4 separate regions of the Mus musculus genome follow, and regions 2, 3 and 4 are each linked to region 1. A link is a loop called in an ENCODE intact Hi-C map of the cell type or tissue named here. Cell type or tissue: gastrocnemius. All regions are shown on one strand.

Region 1 (8,000 bases):
ATTTTTTTTTAATCAAAATCTCACTAGATCATGTTTTTTTAAAAAAACTTGGCTAATCCACGATATACAGAAAAAAACAAAAAGCCTTAAAGAAAACATTTGAAAAGCCTCCTTAATGTAACAGAGTTTTAGGTATGGTGATAGAGACTCTGGGGCTTGAAAGTCATTGAGGATGAGGCCTGTCCTTTACAATCACTTATGGGCCCTGTGTCTCTGGTAATACTAATTTTAAGAAGGAGGAAAGATTCCCAATTGCCCCTCAAGATTTAAAGCTGTACGGAAGGTCGGAAGGTCCAGGTGGCTGTGCATCAGTGAGTCCCGTTCTGAGCAGCTCATTTCCTCTGGGTAAATATGGCTATTTTTATAGATGCTTTTCTTTCATTCTTATGGGTCTACCCCACTACATGATTTTTGGCCAACAGAATGGGATCTCAGTCTTATCTCTGGCTTGGGAGGAATTGGGGCTTTCTAGTAAAGAATAGAGACAAACCATTGTCCCTCCCCCTGAAGAGTGAACCCAAATGGGCCTGTCAATCACCCGGACAGTGAAATATGTTTCATAAATGCTTGAGAGTAGTATAAAGCCTTCATACGCACACCTGTTCACTGTCGACTACCACATTATGCATTTTTTCCTTCACAGTGGTCTCTCTGGCCACTGGCCACTCTTGTCCCTTGTCTCTTTGTGATAATCTCTACTTGTCATCTGTTCTGTACCCCACTTCATGTCTCATATGAATTCATTCAACAGAGAAAGCAAGGCCATGGAGCTGAAAGGAACCCCCTGTGAGATCTCATAGCAATACAATCTGTAACACTCACTCCGATCAGCCTTTGATTTTCATGTCCACCCCGCATACACTCGCATTTTTTCCCTCTCCATTTTAATGTAAGGTTCCCAGTAGCTTCTGATGCCAAGGGTTCCCAGTTGTGGAACTCACCCTGACAGAAGTGCTGAACACCACAGTGTAAGAGCCTGGGGTGGTAAGGCAGCCTGGGGTGGCAGAGAGGTTGAGTGTGGGGGTGGGGGTGGCAGGGAGGTAGAGTGTGGGGGTGGGGACCCCAAGAGTCATGTAAGCCTCTATGCAATAGACATCAGTCATTCACATGAACCTGTGGGGAAGAACAAAAATTGCTTTATTTTTTATTTCTGTGAGTCTATTCATTAGAAGGTATGCAGTTATGCAGGAACACCTTCTTGAGATAAAAAAGAGACATTACTATGTTGAGTGCACAGATTTTAAAATGATGTAAGCTTTTGGGATTGTTAAGCTGCAAGATTTTTTTGTTTGTTTTGATATGGCATTGGCTTCATTTCCCACAAGGAGCAGAAGGAGATGGACTTCCCAACCGCAAGATGATGTGCACTTTGAGTTTTGCTTTTGTTCATGAAATCCATCTCGGCCCTTTACTGTCTGTTATTCTGTCCTTTGGACAGTCTTTCTGATCTTCATATTTCTGCCATCTTCTCCATTTCTCTGCAGTCAGACCCACCCATGTGTTCTGGGAAAGACTTGGCTCAAGAACAGATGAGCTTCCAGCTGTATTCCTTAGGAAACACAATAGTGGCAGTGACGTTTGGGGCTGTCAAGTAGATTTCTATGTTTCATGTGAACAAGAAGAGCTACATATAAACTACAGGTGACCTTAGCACTAAATACAACATCTGCTTCAGGCTAGTGACTGGGCAGTTGTTACAGCCTCACTGCCACTGCACCAGGTGAGACAGACACCACCCAACTTCCCTCCTACTGAGGCTTTAGACCTATACATCAAAGTTTCCAAACCTTGTCCTCTAAGAACCAAGTCGGTCATGTGATCCAGAGTGTTCTGGGTACCACCCAAGCCTTGATTCAGGGGCCTACCTGCCTTCCCCTCCCTGGGCCTCATGGCAGTTGGAGGCCAGCCAGCAGGTGACAGTGGCAATCTATGAAGCATCTCTAGTGGCTCGGAGGCCCCTTGCAATAAGAGAGAACTTGCCCAAATGTGATTTCGCTGTTGTAAATTCTGCCCCAATTATAGCCTGACTTCCTCCCTCTCAGGAAGCATTTCATAAGCATCGAGGCATTCTGTCTGATAAAGTCGTTCTTTGCCCACATGAAAGGACTCTGCTCTCTGTGGAGAAATCTCAAGCCTGCTGAAGAGCAGTTGTCTGGGGCGACGACCACAGCTTGTGTGTTTGGTTGGGCTACGGGTCCAAGAGCTGCCTTTCTTCCTAACTCTGTCACTTCATAAATCACAACAGGACTCTTGGGTTTCCAGAGCAAAATGTGGGGTAGAGAGCCCTGGGGTTCTGCTGGGGACCCCAGAAACCACAGGCTGCTTACAGAGCAAAGCCCCAGTGTATCTGAGCACCCAGCGCTCCTTGGACCTCATCTCAGAACAGGAAAGTGTTGACTGAAAATGTGTCTGGGGAAGGGTCGATCCTGCTCACTGACACAATCTGGTCCGTACCAGGTATCTATCACCGCCTTCAAACAAGGATATATTTGTAGTATCTGATTTATTTTCAGGGTTGTAGTTTTAGTAAAATTTTATTAAGAAGTAATACGGCATCCAAAAGCTAGTTTGCACTCAATAGTTACCTTCCTAGTTCTGATGTCTTTCTAGATTTTGAAGAATATTAATGCATTTGCACAAAACATTATTTTTCACTCCTGAAACTGGATCACTGACACGTTGCAGTATTTGTGCCCTCCAGGAGAGGTCTCCCCTGACAGTGACAGGCACTTGCTCCCAGGGAGAACCCAGTACACATGAGATGCTTTCCAACTTTGTATTTATGAGTCCAGTTACTTCGATAAACTGTGCTTGGAATACTATGCCCAAATCAGACGTTCTCCTCTTGCTCTCAGTGACGCGAATAACACAATCCCCTGTGTTTGTAGATTTCTCTTAGCAGAGGAGGAAACTTGAAAGAAGTGTCCCAAAGTCCCCTCCCAGCTTCTACTCCTTCAGAAATATTTCTGGTCTTCTTTTGTTCTTTCAAATGTCCCTTTGGACGAGATGTTCACTGAAGCGTTATGTGCCTCACTGGAGACTGATGTACATCGCTAACAACGACAGAACCTCCTTTGGGAGCGTCCAGGACGACTGGGCAAGGTAAACCGTTCCAGGAAGGCGCTCCTTTCCTGCGGGCTCCTGAGGTCTGTGCCATGTATCTTTGGTTACGCTGCTCAGATCTGATGAGGAGAGAAAGGGTCAGGGTGGGGCAGCAGCAGCTGCCGCCTCTCACAGGGCCACAAAGCAAAGAACAGGAAGCTCTGGCAGGGCAGGGTTCCCCACAAGCTCCTTGAAGGCTGGCAGCTCCTCTTTGGAGCCCGACTTCCCTTCATCGCTGTCTCCTTTACTTCCTCTTTCTACCAAAACACTAACGACATTTTACCACAAGGGGGCAGTGCAGGGGAAGAAACCAATCATCTGACTTGGTGCGTCCTTAGGGAAATTATTCTGTCAGGAGCTTGATCTTTTCTGTCCTCCTTCCTCCCTCCTTACAGATAATTCTATATTCAAGCCAGAGTTTCCATGAAGAAGTCGTCAGTCCCACAGCTTACCTAACAGGGTCCTGCGACATGCGTTCTGAAATAGGCTTGCATTTGATTAAGATTGATTGATTTGATTTGCCTCTTTTGGATACAAGACATAAAGCAATTATGATTATGAGGTATTTTTTAGAATTATCTGTTTCAGGCACTATTGTAAGGATATGCAGAGTAAGGAGGCCTCTGAATGTAAAATCCATTCTCTGTATACATATATATCATTTGACCAAGTCCCCCAGTTAGTGGGAGTTAGACCCCCTAAGTTGGCACAGCTGGGTGTTTCCTGAGGACTTTAGCTATAGGATATGGAGGTGACATTATGATCTCTAAGTGGCTGGCTTATGACAGGGGCTAGACTTTCGCACTGGTTGTAAATGTCTTATTGTTCCAATTGTGCTGGCAAAGAGAATACGTTATGACCACAGCTCAGCCATAAAAGCAAACTGTCACTATTACTTAGACCTTAAGGAGCACTACGGGGGCTCCCTGGGAATTTATAGAAAATGGATAAAATCAGGTTTGCAAGGCTATTTTTAGATAAGAAGGCGCCAGGAGCAACTAAGGATCTGGCCTTTGTTCTACCGAAAGAAGCCTGGATAGACTGACCAAGGACCTCACCAGGGAGGAATCCCCAGAAAAGCAACAGGAAATATTTGAAAGACACAGCAGGGTTGCTTGGATGCCCTAGTAGAGCAGGGTTTCCCTAGTATCTAATCCGCCATCAAAGATTCACTAAAACTGAAAGGAAAGGAAGTGCTTAGAATAGCAGAGGAGTCAGGGAAGGCCAGGTCTGCACAGTTTGCAGAAGGGAGGGAGCGTGCTTCAGCAGGCACTGAGGTTAGTCCTACGCTTATGTGCAGGACCATCCATAAGAGTACATCTCAGCCTGAGGAAAGGACAACACTGAGTACAGAGCTCAATCATCGCCCCCCCCTAGCATTCTGTGAGGAAGTGGATTTTGAGTGTAGCTGGTGTGATTGACAGCCACCGGGCCGTGTCTGGGTCTGGATCCTTTACTATATCACCGGCTCTGGGGATAGGGTGTGCACCCAGAACAAAGTAAAGAAAAGCAGGATTTAGCTCTGCCTCTGAGTGTTGAGTATAATTTGTATTTTTCCTCCCTGCTCATATGGCTCTTGCTCTGGGGCTGTGTCCTGGGTCCCTTCAGCCCAGCTCTACTGTGAGTTCCCAAGGGAGCCTGATATCAGTAGAATGAAGCCATTAGGCAGATAGATTGAGTTTTGCCACCAAAAACTTGGGAATAAGGAGATCCATATATAGTTTAATGGCAGGTTAGTTAGCATTGTATCTAAACTCCATCCCCACAGTTACCTGGCAACAGCCAGTTAGGCCTGACCTACTATAGAAGGGGCTGCTTGCCCCCCTCCTCCCTCTCTTACTCTTGCTTACTGCTTGCTTCTCTCTTGCCATCTTGGGCTCTTCCCTTCCCCCTCTCTCCACATGCCCATGGCCATGGCCAGCTTCTACTTCTTTACTCTCTCCCTCTCTCTGCCTTTCTCTGCCTCTACTACCCTCTTAACTCCCCTTCCCATGCCCTGAATAAACTCTATTCTATACTATACTATTGTGTGGCTGGTCCCTCATGGGGAAGGGATGCCTCAGTATGGGCCCACTGAGACATCCCACCTCAGTCACCACAAGAGATCCACGCTTGCTAGCCCAGAACTGGTAAGCCCCCATCCCTTCCCATCTGCATGGTCCCAGGGGAGAGTTCCTGAGCTCGGAGCTACCCCTGTGTTGTCCTTGAGGATGGAAGACATTCAGTTTTTCCCTGACCCTCGTTTTAGGACTTTTTCCCTTGGGTGAGATTTCCCTCTCCTTGTAGACAGTTTCTCGAAGCTGAGAAATTCCTGGGTTTGGATGAACTGGCTCAAGAGCACAGGCTCTGAGCGTTAGCCCCCAGCCATCACAAGTCGACCTGGTGGTCTGGCCTGTGCTAGAATCTCTCTTAGGTTGTTAATGTCCTCAGGACACTGGTAGGGGCAGCTAATAACCCTATTCTCTCGCCCAGGGGTCAGTATTTCTCTGCCTGGTCCCTACTTAATGGGATGTCTTGGTCTAAAACAATATCTCTACATCAACACTAAACTGGCACTTTCTTGCTAATGATCCATGTGGCAAACTTTCCCCTCCCCCTCTCTCATTTGCAGCCTGCTGCAACTACTAGTCCAGCCAGTTTGCCTGAAAGGCAGGTCTGGCTCTGTCTCCTGCCAGGGACTCTGCTGCCCTCCCCCACTCTTACTCTCAGCTCTGAGTCTGTCTCACTGTCTTCCTCAGCCCGCTCACACTCCACCAATCCCTGATCATGTGTCTATCTCCCCACCTTCCTGCACACTCAAGGGGTTCCCTCCCTTTCTCCCTTTCTCCTTCTCTTTCCCTCTCCCTCTCTGCTGGGGGTTTGTAAAGTAAAGGCTAGCAGTGCCACACGCCACAAGTGACAGCTGCCACAAGTGACTGCTGAGAGCACTGGGCCACATAGGAAGTCCTGCCTCATGACTTCCAACAGCAAGCAGGAAGTCTGGCCCTGTGCTCATCAAATTAAACACACGATTCCTGCTGCCAGTGCAGTCTACAGCCATCACCTTCAACAGTGGGAGCGCACAAGTCATTATTGTGGTTCCTAAAGATCGATCAATAGTCCACCTGACTTTAGCTCTATAGACCAAAGTGCGCCAGCCAGCCCCTAGCTTCACAGTTTAGCAATTCCCATGCCTGACAGCCAGCTTAAGATTTTCATTTCTATCCTGTTTTAATATGATTTTTACTACTGTCATTAAATCCTATTCAGTTATAACCAATCAGTATAGCCCTCAATCCTGTCAGAAGTTTGCTAATTATTAAGTTTACAACAGGGAGAATCCTCAAAGCCTTTAACAGTTGGCTCAGGATGGTAGATAGTTTCAGAAGAGTGGACACAGATACACGATACTGCCTTGATTGTGATATGATAATCACCGAGAAACAGTGGACAAAATCGGATACCTTGAGTCAAATGACTTGGCTAAATAAAGGTAAACCATTTCTCATGTCACACGTATTCATTCCACAGAAAAAGCCCTGCATCTTCTGTGCTTGACAGACAGACCGCCCAGGTTGCCATAGAGACCCCGGGGACTGTTGGCTAGTGGACTCTGGCATTTTTTTAAATAACTGGTAGGTTTTTGTTTATTCTTTCTCAGACTTCTGACTACATTGACAGCTAGAAAAAGGCTTTCACAGATGTAATCTGTTATCTCCTTATCGAGACTCTGTTTCCATTAATCAAATGCTTCATATTTCCTCTTCTTGCTATGCCACTGTCCTAACATTAACTCTAATAGAACATTCCTCTATACGATCTAACTTTTTCAACTTTTTAATCACAAATTCTTGTTCCTTCTGCTCCACAAAAGGCTCATCTTAAAGACTGTTCATGTGGTAAACTCACGTTGTTATCTCTTTTATAAACTTACAGGCTACAGGAAACCTACCCAGAGCTACCTCTCATGGACCCAACAGACTCCATCCAGACAAGCACATCTGCCCAAAGTTCCCACTAACTACCTATTCCAAAGGGTGGGATTCCTCTGGGTTTCAAATGTACATCTTACGAAAAAAAAATTTTCTTTCTCCTAAACATACTTAATTTTATTCTCTACCTATAATAATATATTTTAACATCTTGTCAAGTCTAGGCGCTTACTATATCCAGTACAGCCCCAGAGAAACAACCTCCAAATCTCCTTTCAGACACAGACTTCTACTTCTACTGGATCTGTACCTTCTGACCAATCCTCAGACGGTTCCACAGACCCTGGACAGCAAGGAAACAGCCAACTCTCCTAAGACTGGACAAACATCGCCCATACCCATTCTTCTAGGTTCCCTAGGGACATGTCAGCCCAAAGCCAGCATGAAGCAGCCAGATATCACAACAACCCTATTCCTGCTTTGCCATCACCTCTCTTTAATTTTTTTCTTTTTCAATTAAACCAAAACAGGGGAATGTTATCATTCTGTCTAAACTCCACCCTATAGTTACCTGGCAACAGTCAGGTATGCTCCTCCCTACAGTCACCTGGCAACAGCCAGGTAGGCCTGGTCCACTATAAAAGGGGCTGTTTGCCTTCTCCTCCCTCTCTTGCCTCTTGCTCTCTTGAGGCTCCCTCTTGCTCCCCCTCTCTCCCGACTCCCTTCCCCCTCTCTCCACATGCTCATGGCCATGGCATGGGCCCCCTGAGGCATCCCCTCCCCCACACCCACCACACCCCCACACTCCCATTAGAACATATCTTATACCTCTTTATCTTTTTATAAACCACATCAAGGTTCACCTCTAGAAACTTAAATAAACAACAGCTGTTTTCATGAGCTCAGTCAAAATGACATGAATAAGGGGACACACTATAAAAGAGGAGACTATTTGAGGAAATTAAAATGATTATAATTTGTGGTTAA
Region 2 (8,000 bases), 150 kb after region 1:
TAGGTCCCTAAAGGGCAAGGAAACACTTTAGACAGCAGGTGACAGCATGGAGTTGAGTCTCTGTGTAGTGAGAACTTTGGTTTCTTTAAACAGAAATGTTATGTGAATACGTTTTGTTTTAATCCCAGGTGTGGGATATGGGACTGCTTCAGATTGTCCATAGCAGCTAACTATGATTTGTCTCATGCTCTGGCAGGAGTTTGATTCGGTCAACTGAAGGTAGTTTAAGTTTGGAATTATGGGGACTCTAAGTGGATATGAAGGTCCAGAGAGGCTGTGGCAGCTGCTGCTGTTCTGGTTGCAGTTTGCTGGATTGCTGGCTTCTAGTTGGAGAAATCTCAGTGACATGGATTGTACTTGCCTCAAGGAACTTCACACCTCTAATCAGCAGGAAGGAATCTAAGGAGATTGATGCCTTAGGGTTTTACTGCTGTGAACAGATACCATGACCAAGGCAACTCTTATAAGGACAACATTTATTTGGGACTGGCTTACAGGTTCAGAGGCTCAGTCCATTATCAAGGCAGGAACATGGCAGCATCCAGGCAGACATCGTGCAGGAGGAGCTGAGAGTTCTATGTCTTCATCTGAAGGCTGCTAGTGAACTGACTTCCAGGCAGCTAGGATGAGGGTCTTAAAGCCCACACCCACAGTGACACATGTACTCCAGCAGGGCCACACCTCCAAATAGTGCCACTCCCTGGGCCAAGCATATATAAACCAGGACAACCCCTTTTCCCTCCAACCTTCTTTTTCTCCTACCTAGTGTTAAGAGGGTTGGAAGGGATTAGGATGAACAAGGGAAAAGAGCATAAGACAGTAGCCAAAAGTAGGATTAGAAGTGGTACCCAGAGGTGAGGCTAGGCATAATTCGAAATTTGATTTCTAATAGGGTAAAGGAGACAACAAGTCAAGAGGGGTTGGATATTCTGTTTTAAGACATCAGCAAGCATTTTATTGTGGCTGCTGCCACAAGCCTCTCTCCTGCTTTGCTGCCAGAGGGGATTTTCTTTTCTTTTTCCTCGTTCTATATTGTCCCAAAAACATTTGGGAGAATGGTTGAGCACCTGGAGGAATATGAGTGGAAATGAGGGGCTTTGAGATGCAACTGGAAAGCTTTCAGGTAGAGGTGGAAGTGCTTGGAAGTGAGTAGCCCTGGGAAAGGTAGAAATAAAAGGTTTCTGAGTGACATGGTGACTGGGAGAGAATGGGAGCTTCCCAAGGAATGAAAGAGAGAAAGAAGTAAACCAGGCCAGAAAGCAGATCTCAGCCCCACCGGGTGCCACAGACTTTCAGTTTCAAGAGCCAGCAGACCCTGGGTGGGGCAGGAAGCAGGGTGTGAGGCTGGGAAGAGAGGGAGGCTGTGCATGGTGACAGGGCTAAAGAAAAACAGTATTTTGAGAGAAAGTTAATATTGAGCCAACTGCACTGATAGAGGAGGGGGACAACAATGGCACCATCAGTTGTACAGCACTTGCCTGCTAATGGTGCTGATCATGATTTTGATGAGATAATGTGGCGTCCATAGAAATGATAGATCTGAGGTAGTCTAAAGAGGCTGTGGTTTCCTATATAATGCATTCCCCTTATGTAAAACAAATATTAAGTAACTGGGATAGAATTATTCCCCAAGACTCTGGTAAGAGCTGTGCTAGAGACCAGTCAGCAGTTACAATGGTTAAAGAGATGGAGGAAGAAAGACTCAAATATGGAACAATGTGAAACAGCCTGACTCCATGACAGACTTCAAATTGGCAGTTCAGAAAACTAGGCCTAAATCTCTGTTTCCAAGAATTGGGCAAATCAGTTACTGAAAAAGGAAAAAAACTCAGGCCTCAGGCAGACAGTCAGAAACTGCCCTGCCATCAGAAGCTGCCCCACCACTTGGTCAGAAGCAAGGGCAATGGTCAGCAACAGTTTTCATACTTCCCCAGGGACAGTTTCCAGCCCCCCTGCCCCCTAGCAATGGTTCTGGAATGTCCCTAGAGATAGAGCCTATTGAATTCTTTTAATGTGCTATAAATTGGGTCAGCAAGCTCACTTTGGTGCCTCCATCTTGGTAGATGGTAGACCCCAGCATGATGGACTTCTGCAGAATAAAACACTCTTTGCTTTTGCATACAGTTTGAGTCTGGGGTATCATTCTTTAGTGAATTACAGACCCTCACCAACGAAATAGAGCAAGGGGAATGAATATTGTTAAAGATAGTTGTGAAGGGCGGTTCTCAGACTTAAAAGAACAGATTTGAATTTATGATGCTGTTATAGAGCAATATGCTTTAAAAGCTTGGGACAAGGTGAGGACCTGAGAAAAGGTTACCTCATTTATTAAGATTGTTTATTAAGCCTCATTTATTAAGGCACTGGGAAGCAAAGATTAAGATGTAGTAGACCCTGATGTGAGACAGGTGCTGATAGAGACCTTGGCATTTGAGAATGTAAACACCAAATGTAAACGAGTTATTAGATCTTTAAAGGTGTGGGCATTGCCCATGGATGAGTGAATAGGGGGCATGACTGATATTGGCTCTCATGAGCATCATGCCAGTATTACTGCTAATGGCCTCTGATATCAAAATGCCCAGTGCCTTAATTGTAAATTCAGCCATTTACAATGAAACTGTGACCAAGCTGCTTAAAGCCTCAGATCTCAAAATGTCTGGTGTTTTAAGTTTGAGAAATATGGTACTACCAAGCCAGATCTAAAAATGTCCAGTGTGTTAATAGTAAGAATTATGGTACTTTCCTCCAGAGAAGGGAACACTTCTTGCTGTAATGGATTAATGCAGGAGATAGGATTGCTCAACTATTGTTTCCTTAAAGGCAAATCTGCTCCAGTAGAAAAAACAGAGGGGTTTGGAAGTACTGGAAAATGTGTGTTATGGCAAATGAAGGTTAATGATCAGAGACCAAAATTAAAATTGCAAGTAAATGGTGGTGAAATAGAAGGTTTGGTGGATACAAGAGCTGATCTATCATTTCCCCAAATCTTGGAATTCAGGATGGCCACTTCAGAATGTTTATACAAAGTGTACAGGAATTGGAAAATGATCTCAAATAAAACAAAGTGTACTATGGGTTAAATGTATGGGACCTGAAAGTCAAACAGGGAATTTAAGATCTTATGAGGCTAATATACCCATAAACTTATGGAAAAGGGATCTTTTACAATGGGGTACTCAGATTCCTGCATTACTAGAGACAGCACATGATGAAATTAGAGGTGAAATGGTAGATGATTCTGGGGTAGGTAATGAAGTATGTCAATTGTCCAAACACAGGATACCCCAGGGATTGAGTTTCCAAATTTGTAAGGGGGCTGGGCTGCTCAAATACTAACAACCCTACCCTAAAATGTGGGTTGACTGACAAGCTTATATAGGTGTATCTATGGCCCTCAACTAAGGAAAACTTGCAGGTATCTGAACAGCTGGTAGAAGCTCAATATATAGAAGAGTCTACCATCCCATGGAATGTTGTGTTTGTTATTAAAAAAAATCAGAAAAGCAGAGGATGTTAATAGATTTAAGAGTGTTAAGTAGAGTATTTCAACCAGTGAGTCTATTACAGCCTGGAATTCCTTTGCTTTCGTTATTACCTAAGTCACAGCCTATAATAGTAATGTCAAGATATACTTCATGGCTCCTGGCAGGCTTAACTCTTGCCCTCTATTTAAGTTTATTTTAGCCTTTATAACCAAAATAGACACACAGCTTGCTTCTGTGGTAAGCTTGAATAAAGAAGTGAATTTTAAGGACACCTCTGGGACCTCTATAGTTGAGTGAGCTGCAGAGGATTTGGAGTTTGACATGTGACAGACTGTTACTAGACTCAGGGCCTATGCCCCAACAAGCCCGGTTTGACTATTTTATCCTTGATAAGTCAATGCAAAGATCTAAATCAAGAAAAGGAGATTTTTATTCAATGTAGCCACTGAGGGAACAGAGACAAAGACCTAATGACACCTCTAAGTGTATCTTGTAGGTCCTGAAGTGAGGTTAAAGCTTTGAGTAGAGGAATAGAGTTATGTGTATCTAAATGGTCCTGGACTCATCATTGTTTTGGCTTTACTCTCCTGCGAGGTAGTCTGTCAAAATCTCTTCCCAGGACAAGAGTTTCCTTTCTGGCTGGCTCAGGTTTTAGGGTTTCTCCCAACATGAGATTTTCTGGAGAGATTCCAATTCCCTGTGGCCTGTGTTTTCAACAGTCAAATAGCCAAGTCAGAGCACAAGTGTCACCTCAGAGGATCTCCATTTCTATGGAATCAGTTACACAGTGAGATGGTCTGGCAAAATACAGAATTGATGTCTGATGTCAGCAATTAGCTCCCCTTTTATCACTGTATATTGAACATAGTTCTGTGATGGAGCATGTAATTATTCTAGAGGTTTGTTCTAATATTTAATAGTCATCTCTATGCAAAAGTCTACAAGTAGTTTCTTTGAGGTGTTTTCTAACTCTGGTTTCTTCAGTTTTGCTGCATGTCCACTTTTTAAGACTGTCCTGGCCAGGCAGTGGTGGCACACGCCTTTAATCCCAGCACTTAGGAGGCAGAGGCAGGCGGATTTCTGAGTTCGAGGCCAGCCTGGTCTACAGAGTGAGTTCCAGGACAGCCAGGGATACACAGAGAAACCCTGTCTCGGAAAAAAAAAAAAAAAAAAAAAGACTGTCCTGGCTTAGTCAAATTTTCAACCTGAGTTATCAACAATATACTTCTGAATATTTATTCATGTACATTGAGAACTGGAGTATCATTTTAGATAAAGCAACTCTTTTTAGTATACCTACTACATATGACAGTTTTCACACATATACTATACATACATGTGTATGTATATGCAACATTTATATCTTATGACATTCTAAGCATTAAGTGTTACATACATATATATAGAAGGATTAAATGCGGTGTAATGATAAAAATGAGCCTCTGTGTACTCACCACAGAAAAGAACAACACCTAATGGCTCTGAAATCTCTGGGAACCTTTTCCCTGGAACTATTTTTAGTAAGTATTTTTATGCATTCAAAATTTTACAAGCACTATATTTTAAACTACATGGTTAACTGTGAAACAGAATGAGAGCATTTACATATTAAGAAACTAGCAAATGAGACAAAGATATGAAACAACTATGGACTGAAGCCGTTATTGTGACTTTATTACAATAGTTACAAACAATCTTTTTGTGGTATACAATCATCACAATTACTCAAATTATATACAAATAGATCTTTATACAAGTCTACATAAAAAAGACCCCCAATGACATTATCAACAAGATATTTTTCTAACAGTTATGGCCAAGAAGAAAAAAAATTCACAGTTACTCTGTAATACTTTAAATGCAGCAACCATATTGCACATAAAACAATCATAAACTTTAATGAGCAGATGTATATCTTTTAATTTAGTTTTCTACAAAATTTACATTTTCATGCAATACTTTACTGTATACAGAATGGTAGAGCTAGAATAAACAGATTAACTTACAAACTTTCAATAATGGCCACAAAATTTAGAATTATTTTAAAGTACCATTTAAATTTTGCTGAAAAAAATTGCAGTGTAATAGAAATTAACAGAGTCAAGTGTTTCACAGATGGAATTGCTATTCTAGTGTTCTTCTTTGTCCTTTCCTTTCTTCTCCTTCTCATCCTGCAGGGCAGTTCCGAGTTTTTTGATGAGAACGGACAGCACCTTGTCCAGTGGGTCCATCACTCCTCTCTGAAGCCATTTGGGAATAGTAGTCCTGGCATGGTGAAAGCCCAATTTTTGAAGAATATAATCAACACCTACAGGGTCAATCTTTCTTCCAGTCCAAGAAATTAATCTGAAATGGTAATTAGAAATCAGGGTCACTATCAAGGTGTATGATTCATGAACATTACTGCACTCCCTTAATATACTCTGGATAAAATACTTTAGCAGATATATTTGAATACTTGAGTCTGAAAGCCTTGTATTCATTGTAATAATTCCTAAAAATAATTTATGTGTGCTGATAAGTCTTGGGGGCTGGTCTGGTGTTATGTATGCAAATGTTAAATTCTGAATCCCATGATCTGGTTGCTCCCAGATGAGTGAGTGTTCACATACAGTGGCCTTTGTTGTGTAAACCTGACTCACCAATTTAAAGCTATTGGTTAAATAAAAGTGGCTATAGCCAATTACTCGAGAGAATAGAGGTAGGGCTGGGGAGGTTGCAAAAGGGAGAGGGAGAGAGGGGGGAGAGGGAGGGAGAGGGGGAGAGAGAGAGGGAGAGGGGGAGAGAGGGAGAGAGGGGGGAGAAGGATAAAGAAGATTTTTACTGCATTTGTACCTGCATTTGAAAAATATGCTGGCTCAAAGTCTCTGCAAAGAAAGGCCAAGAGCTTACTGCATAAAACTGTGAAAGTGAAGCAGTAAGTAGCGAAGGAAGCCTAGAATGAGGAATGCCAGGAGAGTGGGATGTCTCCTGAGAAAAGCTGCAGGCATGGAGAACTGGCCCAAAAGAAGAGGGTGTGTGTATTTCAGGAGGCAGAGCTGGAAAACTGGAGCCACTCAACACCTTTGGAGCCTTGGTTTCAGTTCTGTTTGGTTTCAGTACTGCTTTGGCTCAATCTTCCCTTGCCATGTCCCCATTCCTCCATATGTAATGGGGAAGGTTTATTCTGTGCCAGTGTATATTGGAAATATTAACTTGTCCTTTGATTGTATAGCAAGCAGTTTACAGTTAAGAAACGGACTTAAGTCCCAAAAGAGACTTTGGAATTTTAAATAGCGCTGGAACTATGAAAACATTTGACAGTGAATAAATGCATTTCTCATTATGGGGTGGCTTTAAGCCTGTGGGGGGTGAAGTGGGTGTTGCGGTTTGAACATACACTATGTCTCTCATGGGCTGCGCTGAACACTTGGTTCCCAGCTGACGGCAGTGTTGAAGAGTGTGGGGATTGTGGAATCTTTAGGAGGTGAGGCTTTCCTCGACCAAGTGTAGGTCGGGGGCAGGTTCTGAGGTGTTAGAGCCTGGCTATACTTCCTGTCATTTTCTTGTTCTGATTGTGTATACACTGTGAGCAGCTGCCTCATATTGTGACACCAAGATGGACAGTGTATTTGCTCCTAAACTGTGAGCCACAATACTCTTTCACCTTCAGCTTCTTGTCAAGCATTTGGTCACATCAGTTGGAAAAGCAACCACTTTGGTACCCTTGAACATACTGAGGTGTGCACACCAAAGTCTTACCTAAGAGTAGGCTCCAGATGCCATGTGTTGCACATAAAGTCTCGCCAGTCCACAGTGGTGTAAGTGATGCTATCTTCTCTGTCTCTGTCAGAGGAACTATCATCGTGTATAATAAGTGGACATTTTTGTCCTGGTCGAGTGGATAAAATCCGAGGTGGAAAAATGGCTATAATAATAATAATAATAAATATATGTAAAGCCAGATCTTAAGAACCACCACTAGCTCTATTACCATGCCAAGTTTCATTTAATTACACCTGTTAAAAGATATCTTAAAATAAGCCAAGGGAAATATCAATTCTTAGTATTTCTGTGAACAGTGAGGTTGTCACTGTGATAAAGAATGTAGACATCACATTTGTGTTAGCAAGTGTAGGGCACTGTAGTCAACAGAGGTGGATTTCCTCAACGATGACTAATAGTTGAGTATGCTGGTCACATCTGTAATCGCAGCTGGGAAGGAGAATGAGGAGACTGCCTACTTCAAGCCAGATTAAAATTTGGTGAGTGTGTGTCAAAATAAAAATTTGAAGGAGGGCCAGGAGTTATTAACTCCCTGGTAAAATACTTTCTTGTCTAAACGTCAACATAGCAAAAGAGTTGTAGCTTGATGACTTAAAAGTTTAGTTGTATTGTTACTTCTATACCAAATCAAGTAAGTGTATAATCTGTGCTTTTGTATGTTAATAGTTGTATAGTTACATAAACAGTGTCAATAAGAAGCATTTTGGGTACAGTCCTTTCCTTATGGTGCTTAAGAAAAGTCTCTTT
Region 3 (8,000 bases), 360 kb after region 1:
CACAGAGTGCACTAGGGACCATGCGAGGCTTCTGAAGCCTCAACCATTGCCGCCTGCTCTGTGGCTTTGCTCCACATCATGTCTCCTCCAACAAGGCCACGCCCCCAATCCTTCCCCAAACAGTTCCACCAAGTGATGACTAATTTTCAAACATATGAGCCGATGGGGGCCATTCACATTCAAACCACCCCAAGGTCCCTCACATATACACTCAGTGACCAACTTGATAAAGACAGTTACTCAGTCAAAGCTCTCCTTTCCAGGTGATTTGAGACTGTGTCACGTTAAGAGCTAAAGGTTATTTTTAATAGGTGTAAATAGGAACTGGAAGTTTTCATTCATAATTCTCCAATGTTTTTCTCAGTGTTATAGGTCAAACCCAGAACTACACACCACTAGGCATGTGCTCTCTACTACAGAGCTATGCTCCCATCCCTAACCTATTCTTATATCATAACTGTATGCTCACATTTGTGCTCTTGTTACCAGTTTTAGTTCAGAGGTACAAAAGGCCAGCAGGTATCTTCTGGCCAAACCACTTTCGAGTGTCCTCTACATCAAATACTATTAGTGACTAAGATGTGATTTAAAAGGGGGGCGGGGGGAAGCTTGGTACGTAGTATGCATTTCTTTACATCCAAACACAAACTTCTCTCTCAGACCTCCCAATCTCTGAGGGCTCAACCCACTGAGATACCTGTCCCTTATCACTGCTAAGGCCACCTGTGAATGAACCTGTGTGCAGCTGCCATTCACCTCAGCTTACCCTGGTAGACCTGTATGTATCTAAACTGAGTGGAGGTTTTCCCCTTGCCCTTCACCTGGAGGTAGGGGTTTGGGGGACACACACAATGCTGATGGGCCTGGGGGATACTAGGTTACCTGCCCTTGCTCAAAGTTGTTGCCTGTACATGGGATATGGTCTTCTAGCTGGGCTGCCTTGTCTGGATTCAGTGAGAAAGGAAGCAACTAGACTCACAGAGACTTGAAGTGCTAGGATGGGGGGAGACCCAGGTGAGGCGCCACACACTCAGAGGAAAAAGAAGGGGAGGGGAGATGGGGAAAGAGGGAAGGATTGTGGGAGGGGGTGACCCGGAGGGGGGGCAATGAGTGGAATGTAAAGTGAGCAAGTAAACAAAATTAAAATAAATTTAAAATAATAATAATAGAAAATAAGCAATACTTCCCTTCTCCCTTCTTTCTTATATAAAGGTTTTCATTTTATCATTATCCATCTGTCATTTGTATTCCATGTATTTCCTAGGATATGCTGGTACTGTAGATTACCATCCTTAATCAGGTGACTGACAGATTATCATCTATACTGTAGTCGGGCCTCATGCTATTACCTAAGAACAAAGCCAGGGTTTTCCCAAGGAGATGAAATCCTGCTTTCATACTGCAGCATTAATGATCCTTCTGGAGTTTCCAGCTGCAAGCCTACTTGGGAATTTCAAACGTATCTGCTCACAGCTGCATGAACTAAATTCTCAAAAAAAAAATCTTGTTTATGTATTTATCTGTCAATCAACTGACTGATGAAGATAGAAAGAAATATGGGGCTATATGTAGATTTATAGACAGACATTTCTACATTAATAAACCCATATTTATACAATGATCTGTGTCTCTCTATAGATCCATGTGGTAAATTTACTTCTGAAGAGCCATCCTGCAGTTGCTGTCAAGATGAGTATCATATAGACTCTGTTTCTCTGCAGAAGCCTGGCTGATACCTGGAGTTTGAGGAGCAGGAAGAAGGTCAGCACTACAACAGCACAGTGGAAGGAAGGAAGAAAGGGGTGGGATGTTGGAACCACCATATGCAGTAAAGACAGATGGGGGGGTGGGTGGGGGAACCTCAGCTTACCTTCTGCAATCACACAAAGCAAGAATCCACAGGAGAGATAACAGAAGAGCTAAATAAGGAAAGAAATCAAACCTTCACTAAAAATTAGACCAATCATTCTTAACCTTCCTAATGCTTCAGTGCTTTAACAGTCTCTCATGTTATGGTGACCCCTGACCATAAAATCATTTCATTGCTATTTCATAACTGCACTTTTGTTACTGTTATGAATAATAATGTAGATATCTGTGTTTTCCTATGTTCTTAGGCAACCCCTATAAAAGGGTCATTTGACCCCCAAAGGGGTCACGGCCCACAGGTTGAGAAGTGCTGAACTAAACTGTTTCTGTTCTATTAGATTAACAAATATTCCAAAGACTGAGTAACATACACAAGCACTCTCAGAGTCTCCAAGGAAGGATAAGAGGGCGGAACTCCCAATGAGGGAAAATGGGGAGCATCTATACAAACCACACATGCATTTAAATTAAGAATTCCCAGCCCAAGGGATTGACCCTAAAGATGCAAAACTATGAAGAAAAAAAAAAAACCCCACAACAGATAATTCTATGGAGCATTATTTATAATGGCAAATTACTGGAAGCAGATCTCAATGCCCACCACAGATGGCGAGTTACTACAAACTATAGTACACACACCTAGCACAGACATGAAACAGATGAAAAATGAGAGGAGGAGGAAGCAAGGAACTGAAGGAGGAGGATGATATAGAGAACATCTTTGGGTGCTGATATGATGTGATCCTGGGCCAGTACCCACACTGCGTGGCTCTCGTGGCTCACAACTGCCTATAACTCAGCTCCAGAGGGGATCCAGTGCATCTGGTCTCTGCATTGTGAATGACATCTGCATTCACATGCATATACCTCATAGAGATACACATGCATAATTTAAAACAAAGCAGATCTTTTAGAAATTACCTTTCCGAATAAGGCGTTAGCCTGGGTCTGGAGATGGTTCAGTGCTTTAAGAGCATGTGTTGCTCTTGCAAAGGACTTGGATTTGTTTCTCAGCATCTATATTGTGGCTTACAACCATTAGTAACTTAGTTCCAGGGGATTAGATGCCCTTTCCCGGCCTGCATAGACACCAGAAGTGAGCATGATATGTAAGCATAAATGCGGGCAGAATACTTATACACATAAAATAAAAAGAAAGCCAGGTGGTGGTGGCGCACGCCTTTAATCCTAGTACTTGGGAGGCAGAGGCAGGCAGATTTCTGAGTTCAAGGCCAGCCTGGTCTACACAGTGAGTTCCAGGACAGCCAGGCAGGGCTATACAGAGAAGCCCTGTCTCGAAACAAACAAACAAACAAACAAACAAACAAACAAATAAAATAAAAATAAAAGAATAAAAAATTAAAAGAAAATATGAAAATAATAACAATAAATAAACTTCAAAAAATGGAGTCTGCACATCAGGCAGTGGATATTAAGCTCCTATGACCACAACAGATATTGTTTGAGGTTCAGGAGATACAGAAACGGAACAGAGCAAAGTCTCTGCTCCCATTTAACACCACTCCAAAATTCAACCATAAGTGGTAAATAAATGTAGAAAGAGAAACAGCCCTGTGGTAAGAACGGCTTTTTTAGGAAGGAAGATTCTGATTGATGAAACCCACTCGGACTTCAAACCTTACTCTCTCTCCTTCACACAGCCCGAAGGGTGATGAGGGGGAGAGAGTCTCCACCTAGTGGTGGCTAAAAGGCTGACAAGGCAACTGTTCTGAGTTCGCAAAGAGAGTGCATGAATAACACTTCCCAACCTTTGGGAAGCCACATCTGTGTCAGTTTGCTGTGCTCCAGAGCGCAAAGACCCCTGAGTCCGGAGATACACTGCTTTGTTCTGTTTAGCAGATTAAAAAAAAAAAAATACCCGATTGATGGATAATGAGAAGCAGGGACCAGAGAGTGGAACATTTCAGGCCGGGGGGGGGGGGGGGGGGACAGGAGAAGCTGGAGCACACTGGGAGGAAGTGACGGTTCCACAGGTCCCCTTGACGAGGCTGGAGTACTGCATTTAGCCAAACAGTAGCCCTGGAGCTGTTGTATAAATTAGATACCAAATCCTCTATAATTTTGAATTAGAGCTGAGTTTTACATTATCTACAACTCTAAGATGTTATGATCTCAGTGACTTGTGCTGATAACACAGTTCCATGTATTTCTGTCTTGTCACCTGAATTAATAAGTGAAGAAATTATTAAATTTCAGGTGGAGTTCAGAAAAAAACAGTGTCATTATTTCCCACCTAAATTTATGAATCCCCTATAAAGAATTCCAATTCCCAAACCATAAAGAAGTGTGATTATTATGTGTCAATTTAAGCATATTTAAGTATAAGACGCAAACAAAGGAATTCTGGCTTGTACAAACGCTTGTGATGATGTCAGGCTTCAGATTTCAGGGTCCTTTCTTATGGTCATCTTCTTAATCCATGAAGTGTGTGATTGGACCTAAGGGCTTCTTTACTTGAGTGTTTAACGTGACAGGCACCCAGCCTTGTAGGCATAATGTTTTCTGGCACTGTGTTATTCAAATACTAATTCCCCTACCAGTAGCAGTGAGTTTTTGCTACACCGATTTGAGCTCCCAGCTCATCTCCCCAGTTGCTACCTTGGATCTGCAGATGAAAGATATACACATACTAGCTCATTTTTAATCTGCCTTACTGGCTCAATGGCTGGGTTCTTCTAAGCCTCCTGCAGCTAGCATGCCTTCCCCTTTAGTCCTAGCTCAAGACCTCTAAATTTTCCCTCAGTTTAGTTGTCTAGTAACCTTCTGTGAAGCCCATTCATCTTCCTGCCCAAGCCATTTCGTGCTGCCCTTCTATGGTACACTTTCCCTTTCTGCCTACATTTTGGCAGATCTCCCCTACAGCTCTGAGTCTGTTCCATCTCTCTCCTCCAAGTATATCGATTCATTCTCTCTCTCTCTCTCTCTCTCTCTCTCTCTCTCTCTCTCTCTCTCTCTCTCTCTCTTAGCCTGCAGGAACCTGGAAGACCTGCCTCTTTATTTCTGCCCAACCACTAGCCACTGGCATCTTTGTTGATTGATCAAGAGCCAGTTGGGGACAAAGACCTTCAGCATCAATATTCCCAGATTCCCAGTTAAATCAAAGAAGTGTCTGAACCACTCCTCTATGTCTACCTTCATATCTTGTTTCAATCCAGACACGACATTGTAATGCTTATATCAAGAATCTCCTGTATCAAGTTTGTGTAAACAACTCTTACCATTTACTCTCTGCCTTGTCAATAAAAGCTAATCAGCCAATGGTTGGGCAAAAGAGAGAATAGAGTGGAAGGTTCTACCTGCTGGGGTAGGAGAAAGAGAGAAAGAGAGAAAGAGATTGAGAGAGAGAAGAAGAAGAAGAAGAAGAAGAAGAAGAAGAAGAAGAAGAAGAAGAAGAAGAAGAAGAGGAGGAGGAGGAGGAGGAGGAGGAGGAGGAGGAGGAGGAGGAGGAGGAGGAGGGGGGGGGGAGGAGGAGGAGGAGGAGGAGGAGGAGGAGGAGGAGGAGGGGGGGGAGGAGGAGGAGGAGGAGGAGGAGGAGGAGGAGGAGGAGGAGGAGGAGGAGAGAGAGAGAGGTAGATATCGGCCAGGAGGAAGGAGGAATTGGAGCCATGAGGAAGGGGTCCAGAGAAACACACCTGAACCCTGAAGAACCAGACCAATCATGAGAAGCAAGTATACTGGGGTCATGTCTGGGAGGTAGCCAGATTAGCATAGGAGGTGCAGCTTGAAATAAATCTTAGTTTCTCTGTGAGATTACTAGAGACTAGCATAAGGTTAATAGATATAGTCACTGGACTTATTTGTAAGCTACTACTTACATGTATATTAAAAATAATCCTTTTTTATATATAACCTCATTCTCTGCTCTGCTGGAATTTAGAATCCAAGTCAGTTACATGAGTGCATAGAGAAGTGCAAAAACATGAATATAAAACCCAACTAACTGTGCTCTTGCAGAGGATGGAGTAGCAGAGTGCCTGTAGGAGCTGTGTGGTTTTCATGCACAGTGGGTGGGCTTTGCAGAAGCAGTTCTGGGTGAGCGCAAGGCAAGAATGCTTACTGAAGAATAAAGTCACTTGGGGGCTGTAGCGTTGGCTTGGCGGTTAAGAGCACTCACTGGCTGCTCTTCCAGAGGATGTGGGTTCAAATCTCACCACTCACATGGTGGCTCACAACCACTTGTAAGTCCAGTTCCACAAGCGTCTTCTGCACTTGAGAGGTACTGTACCCGGGTAGTTCACAGACACTCATGCTCATAAAATAAAAACAAATGTCTCCTTTAAAAAAAAATAGAACTATATCCTTTATCTCTCAGATTGAACTACTGAGGGCAGATAGGGCTGAAGAGAAAGCAAAGACCTTAATCACCCAGTGCCCTCTCCTTGGCACATGTGCTAGCATGATGCTTTTGGATTTACACTCTTACCATCCCTATGGAGAGGAAGACCATAGCTCTGTCCTGTAGGACTGGCTTCCAGACGAGGCTTCCTCTCTCGGGGGGATCAGAACTTCAGGAACTGCCTTCTGATCTCAGACAAATGATACATGCAGAGGTGGTTGTACCATAATAGGCAGGCTGTCTGTTTCTGCTTGTTCTTTAGGGCCTTTCTCTGTGAATGACCCCTGTCTAGACTACTTCAGACATGAATAAAGGTGACCCAGTCTACCTCTCCATTTGAGAGTGTGGGTAGATAACGCTCATGTTCTTCCAGTAAGTATGACTTGCAGGTGAGTCAACTGGTGATCATACAAAACTAGCCCAGAAGAATCACTCCGTTATCATCAGATTCATAAGCTAAACAAGGTATTGTTTAAAGTCAATAGATAGCATTTTTTTTTGTGTGGGGAATTTTCTTCCTTACTTAAGCCTTAATTAGTTTAGTTCTCCATGACACAATAGTCAAATGAAACATAATTGGTATAGCTATGCGTCTTACCCTGCTAAGCCCCAGAATTAGATCTTATTAATCAAGCGAGTTGGCCAGTGATTGTTTTGCAGTGGTCATGTTGTTCTCTTCCTAAGGAAAGACGTCAAAAGGATCCTGTAAAATGTTTCTCTCTAGACAGGATGCATGAGAAAAAAATAGCCACATGTTCATCACACTCAGACACCAGCATATGGAGTCTGGAAGTCTCCTGTGTCCAGTCCACAGGAGAAGAAGTTGTTCTGCTAGTCAAAGCTTACATTCTATGAGTAATATTTTGGAAAGATGGAAAAAAAACTTTGATAATGATACGAGCTACTGGCAACATCATCTAACTTTGCCTGGGCTACTTGCCATAAAAAATAATCTGTATCATGAATTGCTTGTGCAGATTGAGGTGAATTTTCTCTTAATTCCAGATGAAAGTATCCTAAATGACTAAAATCCCTCCTTCTGTGATGTCACATCAGTTGGGAATAGTATTGATTAGGTTTTTTTTTTGTTGTCAACTTACCACAATCTAGAGTTATCTGGGAAGAAGAATCTCAACTGAGAAAATGTAGTCATCAGATCGGCGTGCAGGCCAGCCTATGGGGCGTTTTCTTGATTAATGATTGATGTGTGAGGGCTCAGCTCACTGTGGGTGGTGCCACCGCTGCCTGGACAAGTGATCCAGCAAGCAGTGTCCCTCTATAACCTACACTTCAGCGTCTGCCTCCAGTTCCTGTGTTAAGTTCCTGCCCTGACTTCCTACGGCGATGGACTATATGCTATGAGCTAAATAAACCCTTCCTCTCCAAGTTGCTCTCAGTCATACTGTTTATTGCAGCAATAGAAACCAAACTAAGACAAGCAATCAGCAAAATGCACAGTCATTGACCTCTAAGACTTTATGCTCTCAAGACAAACGCAGTAAAACAGACTGAGTGTAATAGGCTTCGCATTAGTCTCAGCGATTCTATGCTTAGAACTCCTGTGTTTGAAACCTTGGTCTCTGTCTGGTAGTGTTGTGAGAATGTCAGAGAACCTTTAGGAAGTGGGGTATCACTGAGAGAGAGCCTTAATGTTTTATAGCCCCACCAACGTCATATTCCCTCTTGTTGCTTCTTGAGTGTGGATGCAGGAGGCTGGCCTCCTGCCCCAACCGATAGGCTCTCTCCACATCTTCCCCATCACAGATTGCTCCCT
Region 4 (8,000 bases), 130 kb after region 1:
TTTGATAATTCTGTCACCATAGCAACCTCTCCTTGAAAAATAGTATACAGTGCAGGCAAGTTTTCCATGGTCTCAGGCCTTCCTGAATTCATCCTTAATAGTCTATGGTTCCTCCATTTCTCCTCTGCTAAAGCTAAATCAAACGTTTCTGCATCCATGCCTAGCAGGGCAGCTGTTTCATCGCTATGTGCCCAGTTCTTACTCAGAAAATTTAGTGCAACAGCTTCAACTGTGATTATCTCATATCTAAATATATTTTACATTATTAATCTTATTAAATGTAATTTTTGACTGGCCTTTAAGCCATCTCGTAGTTGAATACCAAATCTTACCAATTTAAATATATTTTATTTTACTTCTGTATATATACTACCATGTATTATCAATAAATTCATCTCCTTGTTGCCCCAATAAATATTTTCTACATTTGTTCCTCATGCCTTCCTCTGTTTAAAAGTATTTTCTCTCCTCTTCAGGGAAACCACTAGTATTTAAAGTTTTAGCTTAAGTCTCGCCTGATGCAGAAGGCTTTCATTCAGTGATCTATGAATTCCCATAACTTGCTTTTTGAAACAGGGCCTAATTATGTAACACCAGGCTGATCTTTACATTATGATCCCCCTGTCTCATACCTCTGAGTTCTGCCATTACAAAAGGGTGTGCCAACATGTCCACCATGTTTGCATGGTTAAAAGCAGTTTTTCATTTTTATCATCATATATATATATATACATATATATGGAGAAGGCATTGCTTCTGGTGGGGAAAGGTTTCAATGTTAGACCTTTTACTATTCTGCAGCTTTCTGTTGGCTCCTAGTCAGTTCATTTTGTCTTTACCTTTGAGAAGCTTCACATTTAACAACTTGCCTATCAGAAAACATCACTTCAGATGAATATAAAATCACTGTCTACAGAAGCAGAATATAAAATATTATACAGTGTGATCCAAATCATTAAGGTATTAATTTTTCTGTAGGGTAACATATACCAAATGCATGGACTTACCTCTTTCAATAATGAAAGCAGCCAATGAACTGCTACATTTCAGATATTGTGAGTGATTAGAAATTAGTTGACCAAATGTTTCTTTAACAAGCTGTGAAATCTTGGCATACTGGACTTGTCTCCCTTCTAGGAAAAATAAAAAGCAGGATGAATTTGAAGAGGATTGTTATTTTTCTAAGAGATGTGTTATTTTGTAGTTACATTAGTTAGTGATTTATAAAGATATGTAGACAAATTTCCACTCTTTGTTATGGTTATATTTAGCTGTAAAATACAAATTACAGAGCTCTTAGAATAACTTCTTATAAATGATATGTCAATACCAACCTTACTATCTGAATACTACTGTTTATGTTTGCAGAACTCAGTCAGATATGATTCTCAAACTCATCTGAGACACAGGGCAATTTATTTTTGCTGTAAAGTACTGTCTATCTTACATACTTCAATATACCACTTAATAGTAATAATCCTCCCTAACCTGTAACAATCAAAACATATTCATCATAGTCATCATGACAGAAAATATGTAGAATTTGCCCCAATGAGAACCAGTACAAACCAAATGCATTTGAACTACTGATATAGTTTCCCCATATTCCCACTAAAAAAACTTCTTGGCCACCCTTTGGCCCCTTCTGCCCAGTCCTTTCTGCTGGGGCAGATACCTAGCTGGTCTGCTCCCGTGAAGACACCATATTCTGACCCATCCTAGAAGATCCACTGCACTCAGAGCAGTTGAGGATAGGATGCACTCAGAGCAGTTGACTGCCAGCTGGTCTATTCCCATGAAGAGACCACATCCTGAGCCATCCTAGAGGATCTGCTGCACTCAGAGCAGTTGACACCACAGCTTGAAGGCATGTAGGTCAACTGACTGGACAGACTGAAAGCCTCTCTGGAGTTCACCTATAAAAAGACATAAGCTAGCAGACTGGATACACAAACAAGATCCAGCATTTTGCTGCATACAAGAAACACACCTCAATAACAAAGACAGACACTACCTCAGAGTAAAAGGATGGAAAAAGGTCTTCCAAACAAATGATCCAAGGAAACAAGCTAGAGCTGCTATCCTACTATCCAATAAAATAGACTTTCTAGCAAAAGTTATTAAGAGTGATGAGGAAGGACACTTCATATTCACCAAGGGGAAAATCCACCAAGAGAAAGTCTCAATTCTGAACATCTATGCCCAAAATGCAAGAGTACCCACATTCGTGAAAAAAAATATTACTAAAGTTCAAAACACACATTGAATCCCACACAGTAATAGTGGGAGACTTCAACTCTTCACTCTCACCAATGGACAGGTCACTGAAACAGAAACTAAATAGAGACAAAATGAAACTAATAGAGGTTATGAACCAAATAGATTTAACATATCTACAGTTCACCCTAAAACAAAAGAATGCACCTTCTTCTCAGCACCTCAATTTTGGAGAAGGTAAAATGAGGTGCTGAGAAGAAGGTATATCCGTTTGTTTTAGGATAAAATGTTCTATAGATATCTGTTAAATCCAATTGTTTCATAACTTGTCAGTTTCATTGTGTCTCTTTTCAGTTTCTGTTTCCAGGATCTGTCCATTGATGAGAGTGGGATATTGAAGTCACCCACTATTATTGTGTGTGGTGCAATGTGTGCTTTGAACTTTACTAATGTTTCTTTAATGAATGTGGATGCCCTTGCATTTGGGGCATAGATGTTCAGAATTGAGAGTTCATCTTGGTAGATTTTTACCTTTGATGAGTAATGAAGTGCCCCTCCTCGTCTTTTTTTGATAACTTTAGGTTGAAAGTCGATTTTATTCGATATTAGAATGGTTACTCCAGCTTGTTTCTTGAGACCATTTTCTTGAAAAATATTATCCAGCCTTTTACTCTGAGGTAGTGTCTGTCTTTGTCCTTGAGGTGGGTTTCCTGTGTGCAGCAAAATGTCGGGTCCTGTTTATGTAGCCAGTCTGTTAGTCTATGTCTTTTTATTGGGGAATTGAGTCCACTGATACGGAGAGATATTAAGGAAAAGTAATTGTTGCTTCCTGTTATTTTTGTTGTTAAGAGTTGGGATTCTGTTCTTGTGGCTTTCTTCTTTTAGGTTTGTTGAAAGATTACTTTCTTGCTTTTTCTAAGGCATAGTTTCCCTCCTTGTGTTGGAGTTTCCCCTTTATTATCCTTTGAAGGACTGGATTCATGGAAAGATTACTGTGTGAATTTGGTTTTGTCATGCAATACTTTGGTTTCTCCATCTATGGTAATTGAGAGTTTTGCTGGGTAGAGTAGCCTGTGCTGGCATTTGTGTTCTCTTAGGGTCTGTATAACATCTGTCCAGAATCTTTTGGCTTTCATAGTCTCTGGTGAAAAGTCCTGTGTAATTCTAATAGGTCTGCCTTTATATGTTACTTGACCTTTTTCCCTTACTGCTTTTAATATTCTATCTTTATTTAGTGCATCTGGTGTTTTGATTATTATGTTTTGGGAGGAATTTCTTTTCTCGTCCAGTCTATTTGGAGATCTGTAGACTTCTTGTATGTTCATGGGCATCTCTTTCTTTAGGTTAGAGAAATTTTCTTCTATAATTTTGTTGAAGATATTTACTGGCCCTTTAAGTTGATAATCTTCATTCTCATCTATACCTATTATTCTTAGGTTTGGTCTTCTCATTGTATCCTAGATTTCCTGGATGTTTTGAGTTAGGATCTTTTTTGCATTGTGCAGTTTCTTTGATTGTTGAGTTCATGTTTTCTATGGAATCTTCTGCACCTGATCTCTATCTCTTGTATTCTGTTGGTGATGCTTGCATCTATGGATTTCTGAGTTCTTTCCTAGGATTTCTATCTCTAGAGTTTCCTCCTTTTGTGATTTCTTATTGTTTCTACTTCCATTTTTAGATCCTGGATGGTTTTGTACAATTCCTTCACCTGTTTGGTTGTGTTTTCCTGTAATTCTTTAAGGGATTTTTGTGTTTCCTCTTTAAGGGCGTCTACCTGTTTAGCTGTGTTCTCCTGTATTTCTTTAAGTGAATTATTAATGTCCTTCTTAAAATCCTCTACTGACATATGATTTTAAATCTAAATCTTGCTTTTCTGGTGTGTTGGGGTATCTAGGACTCACAGTAGTGGGAGTACTGTATTCTGATGATGCCAAGTAGTCTTGGTTTCTGTTGGTAAGATTTTTATGTTTGCCATTTGCCATTTGGTAATGTCTGGCATTAGATGTTCTAGCAGTCTCTGGCTGGAGCTTGTTCCTCATGTGAGTCTGTTAGTCTGTGTCAGCACTCTTGGGAGACCAGCTCTCTTCTGGCAAGACCAGTGCACAGATGGCTGTGGAACAGCCCCACCTCCTGGCTGCAGATGTAGAACTGGAGAACCCTGTCCTAGAAGCTCTGTTGCCTGTGCTTTCCTGAGTGGATCTGCCTTAGAAAGACACTGGAGGGAAAATGGTTATCTCACAAATGGTGATCTCACCTGAGTCCCAGGGTCAGAGCACTCCCAGCAGGCAAGCTCTCCTCTGGTAGGGAAGGTTCACAGAAGACTGAGCCCACTTTATCTTCTATTAGATTCACTGTGTCTGGTTTTTTGTTGAGGTCCTCGATCCACTTGGACTTGAGCTTTGTGCAAGGTGACAAATATTGGTCTATTTTCATTTTTTTTTTCATTTTTCCAAATACAGCCAATTAGACCAGCACTATTTACTGAAGATGCTTTCTTTTTTCCATTATATATTTTTGGCATCTTTATCAAAGATCAAGTGTCTGTAAGTGTGTGAACTTATTTCTGGGTCTTCAATTCTAGTCCATTGATCTTCCTGCCTATCTCTGTACCAATACCATGCAGTTGTTTTTTTTTTTGTTTTGTTTTGTTTTGTTTTTTTATCACTATTGCTCTGTAGTAAAGCTTGAAGGTCATGGATTGTGATTCCCCCAGAAGTTCTTTTATTGTTAGGAAGTTTTTTGGTTATTCTGGTTTTTTTTTCCTTTCCAGATGAATTTGAGAATTGCTCTTTCCATGTCTTTGAAGAATTGTGTTGGGATTTTGATGGGGAGTGCACTGAATCTGTAGATTTCCTTTGGTAGGATGGACATTTTTTACTATATTAATCCTGCCAATCCATGAGCATGGAAGATCTCTCCATTTTCTGAGATCTTCTTTGATTTCTTTCTTGAGAGACTTGAAGTTATTGTCATAAAGGTCTTTCACTTGTTTGGTTAGAGTTACCCCAAGATATTTTATATTATTTGTGGCTATTGTGAAGGGAATTGTTTCTGTACTTTCTTTCTCAGCCTGTTTATCATTTGTATAAAGGAAGGCTGCTGATTTGAGTTAATTTTATATCCAGCCTATTTGCTGAAGTGGTGTATCAGCTAGAGAAGTCCTCTGGTAGAATTTTGGGGTTGCTTCTGTATACTATCATATCATCTGCAAATAGTGATACTTTTATTTCTTCTTTGCCAATTTACATCCCTTTGATGTCTTTTGTTGTCTTATTATTCTAGTTAACACTTCAAGTTCTATATTGAATAGATAAGGGGAGAGTGGGTATCCCTTCTCCCACTTTAAACTTTCCACATTATCCTTGTCTTGGCCCTGATTTTAGTGGGATTGCCTCAAGTATGTCTCTATTTAATTTGATATTGGCTGTTGATTTGCTGTGTACTGTTTTTATTATGTTTAAGTATAGGCCTTGAATTCCTGATCTCTCCAATACTTTTAACATGAAGGGTTGCTGTATTTTGTTGAATGCTTTCCCTGCATCTAAGGAGATGATCATGTGATTTTTTTTCTTTGAGTTTGTTTATATAGTGTATTACATTAATTAATTTTCATATATTGAACCAACCTTGCATCCCCGGGATAAAGCCTACTTGATAGTGATATATATGTGAGTGCAGGTGCCTGTAGGAACCAGAGATGTTAAATTCTCCTGGAGTATATTTATCAGGTGTATGTGTAAGTATGGGGGAGGCCGGGGGTGTATATGTGAGTGCAGGTGCCCATAGGAACCAGAGACATCAAATCCTCCTGGAGCTGGAGTTTCAGGCAGTTGTGAGTGGCTTTCTCTGAGTGCTGGGAACTGAATGGAGGTCCTCTACAGGAGTAGTAGAAGTTCTTAACTACTGAACCACCTTTCCAGTTTTACTATACCACTTCTTTGACTATAAGTTGCTAATTTCAAGTGAATCCCATTGTCATGAATAACCACAATTTATTTTCAGAGAGAACATAGAACTATTCTCATGCAGATATAGTCCACTAAAATATGTTGCACAGGTTGTAAACTATTGACCACCTTGATAACTGGCCCAACATGAAGTACTCAGTAAATTTTTTGTGGGTCTCAAATCTTTATTTTTCAAAAGCTTTAAAATTTGATTCCTATTTTAACCTCATACATTTTTTTGCTCACCTTTTTCTGACAGTTGGCTCCAAAACTCAACTTTCCAAACTGGACTTTATTTTTACATTATTTTTTTAAACTGTATCCTTTCTAACTCATATACTATATAATCTGTTTTCCCAGGGTAATGTGATCTAGATTATTGTTTGAAATCTACCCCCTTAGTCATTACAAACTTCTACAGAGAGTGATAGAAATGGTAAAACCTCTTCCAACATTATGCAATCACCCGTGTAGACTGAGCCCTCGAGGCTATTCATGAATCCTTACATCTCTGAGGTCAAGTGGCTATACCTATATCTTGGTGGATTTTGACTTTTGAATGTGCTTATTTTCCCTGCCTGTCCACACAAACACATTTGAGATCTTTGTCTGTCTTAGGAAAATGAATACAAGGCTGACTAAAAGCAAGCAAGCCTGACTGAATGATAACAGTGAAAGGGAAACTTTTCACTTTGCAAACGTCGTAATGTCTGAAGTATCTCTCAAATATCATCAACAGACAAATTAAGAATGTCTTGCCTTCCAGGAGATGATGGCGTACCAGTCAAGGACACACTGCTATTCAATACTGAATGTGATAAAACAATGAAAGTTCTGATTTAATAAACATTTTTTGTGTGCCAGATACTCATGTATTTTATGCCTATCAACCTAATCCTCATGATAATTTGATGAGGTAATTGATTTTTATCAATTTTTAAAATGAAGAAATTAAAAGTATAATGAGAATTAATTAGTCTTTGGTCACATATAACTTCAACTAGATATATACACATATACATAAATATGTATATGTGTACATATATGCTTTTTAAAGATGTATTTTCCTATTTTTTGTCTGCATGTATATATGTATAACATGTACCTATATGTATGTAATAGACTCCTTATTAAAAGGATATGCCCCCCCCCAATTATTTTGTGTCATTCCGACAACTGAGCCAAAGTTATCACACTATGTAGGCAAGTATTCTACCACCAAGCTATGCCTAAGATCCCTCTTATATTTTTAGACAAGACTCACTAAACTGGCAGACAGGCTATTTGGTGGAGTGGCAAGCCGTGAATTTGCTATCCTCCTGTCTCAGCTCCCAGAAGAGCTAGGATTTATATATGGCCATACCATCGGAACTGGCTCAAATTTCTTTTTAAGTATTTCCTCTCCAACCTCATTTCTCTTTCTATAAGCTATTTTTAACGGGAAACTTCTCTTTTAACAGAAGCATGAAAGGTCTAAATAAAATGTTAAGGTATATCTTCATATCTGTGCATTTTAATTTTTCAGTGGGTTTGTTTTCTAAACAGAACATTACCTACCATATTGCACTTTTGAAACATATGCTGCTTCAGGTGTAACAACAGGTTCTGCAGGGATAGGAGGTGGTCCTGTAAATAAAACCAAACCATAGGAAACAATGAAAGGGCAATGTTCTAGAGCGCTGAGAGCTATCAGCTCTATACTAACCTGCAATAACAGTAACCCAAGAATGCAATAAAAACAAACAAACACGAATCCAACATTAGCAATACATAATAGTTATATTCTTTAAAAATTTCTGCCAACTCTGTCATCATCAAATGCTCCTTAGCTCACAT

The links. Hi-C counts contacts between places; a loop is a spot of excess contacts. Peaks named below come from ENCODE experiments on the same cell type or tissue, not always from the same donor. Only the 100,000 strongest peaks of a DNase experiment are listed, where the experiment ranks them.
Region 2: a loop joins it to region 1, with 3 times the contacts of the local background. A loop is called at or near these places in 6 of 42 quality-filtered maps.
Region 3: it touches region 1 in a loop (4-fold over the local background); 12 of 42 quality-filtered maps call a loop at or near these places.
Region 4: a loop joins it to region 1, with 2.9 times the contacts of the local background. A loop is called at or near these places in 24 of 42 quality-filtered maps.

The regions. Positions count from the first base shown.
Region 1 is chr3:37,199,504-37,207,503 of GRCm38, reverse strand. No RefSeq gene overlaps it. Among named protein-coding and RNA genes, the nearest start is that of Gm12532, 21 kb to the right of the region's middle. In gastrocnemius, CTCF peaks have their summits at 2,702 and 3,392 (motif pointing right); DNase peaks (open chromatin) are centred at 1,886, 2,720 and 3,372; H3K4me3 peaks cover 945 bases; H3K27ac peaks cover 616 bases.
Region 2 is chr3:37,050,158-37,058,157 of GRCm38, reverse strand. It overlaps 4932438A13Rik (RIKEN cDNA 4932438A13 gene), which reads right to left. Exons shown (of 86, transcript NM_172679.2): 85 at 7,230-7,395; 86 at 5,125-5,834. The coding sequence ends at 5,618. Among named protein-coding and RNA genes, the nearest start is that of Adad1, 9.5 kb to the left of the region's middle. In gastrocnemius, no CTCF peak of the experiment used is centred here; no DNase peak of the experiment used is centred here.
Region 3 is chr3:36,836,691-36,844,690 of GRCm38, reverse strand. No RefSeq gene overlaps it. Among named protein-coding and RNA genes, the nearest start is that of 4932438A13Rik, 22 kb to the left of the region's middle. In gastrocnemius, a CTCF peak has its summit at 3,563 (motif pointing left); a DNase peak (open chromatin) is centred at 3,583; H3K4me3 peaks cover 209 bases.
Region 4 is chr3:37,069,747-37,077,746 of GRCm38, reverse strand. Adad1 (adenosine deaminase domain containing 1 (testis specific)) reads right to left here. Exons shown (of 12, transcript NM_009350.3): 5 at 7,722-7,790; 6 at 1,008-1,133. It also overlaps the pseudogene Gm12582. Among named protein-coding and RNA genes, the nearest start is that of Adad1, 10 kb to the right of the region's middle. In gastrocnemius, a CTCF peak has its summit at 4,338; a DNase peak (open chromatin) is centred at 4,330.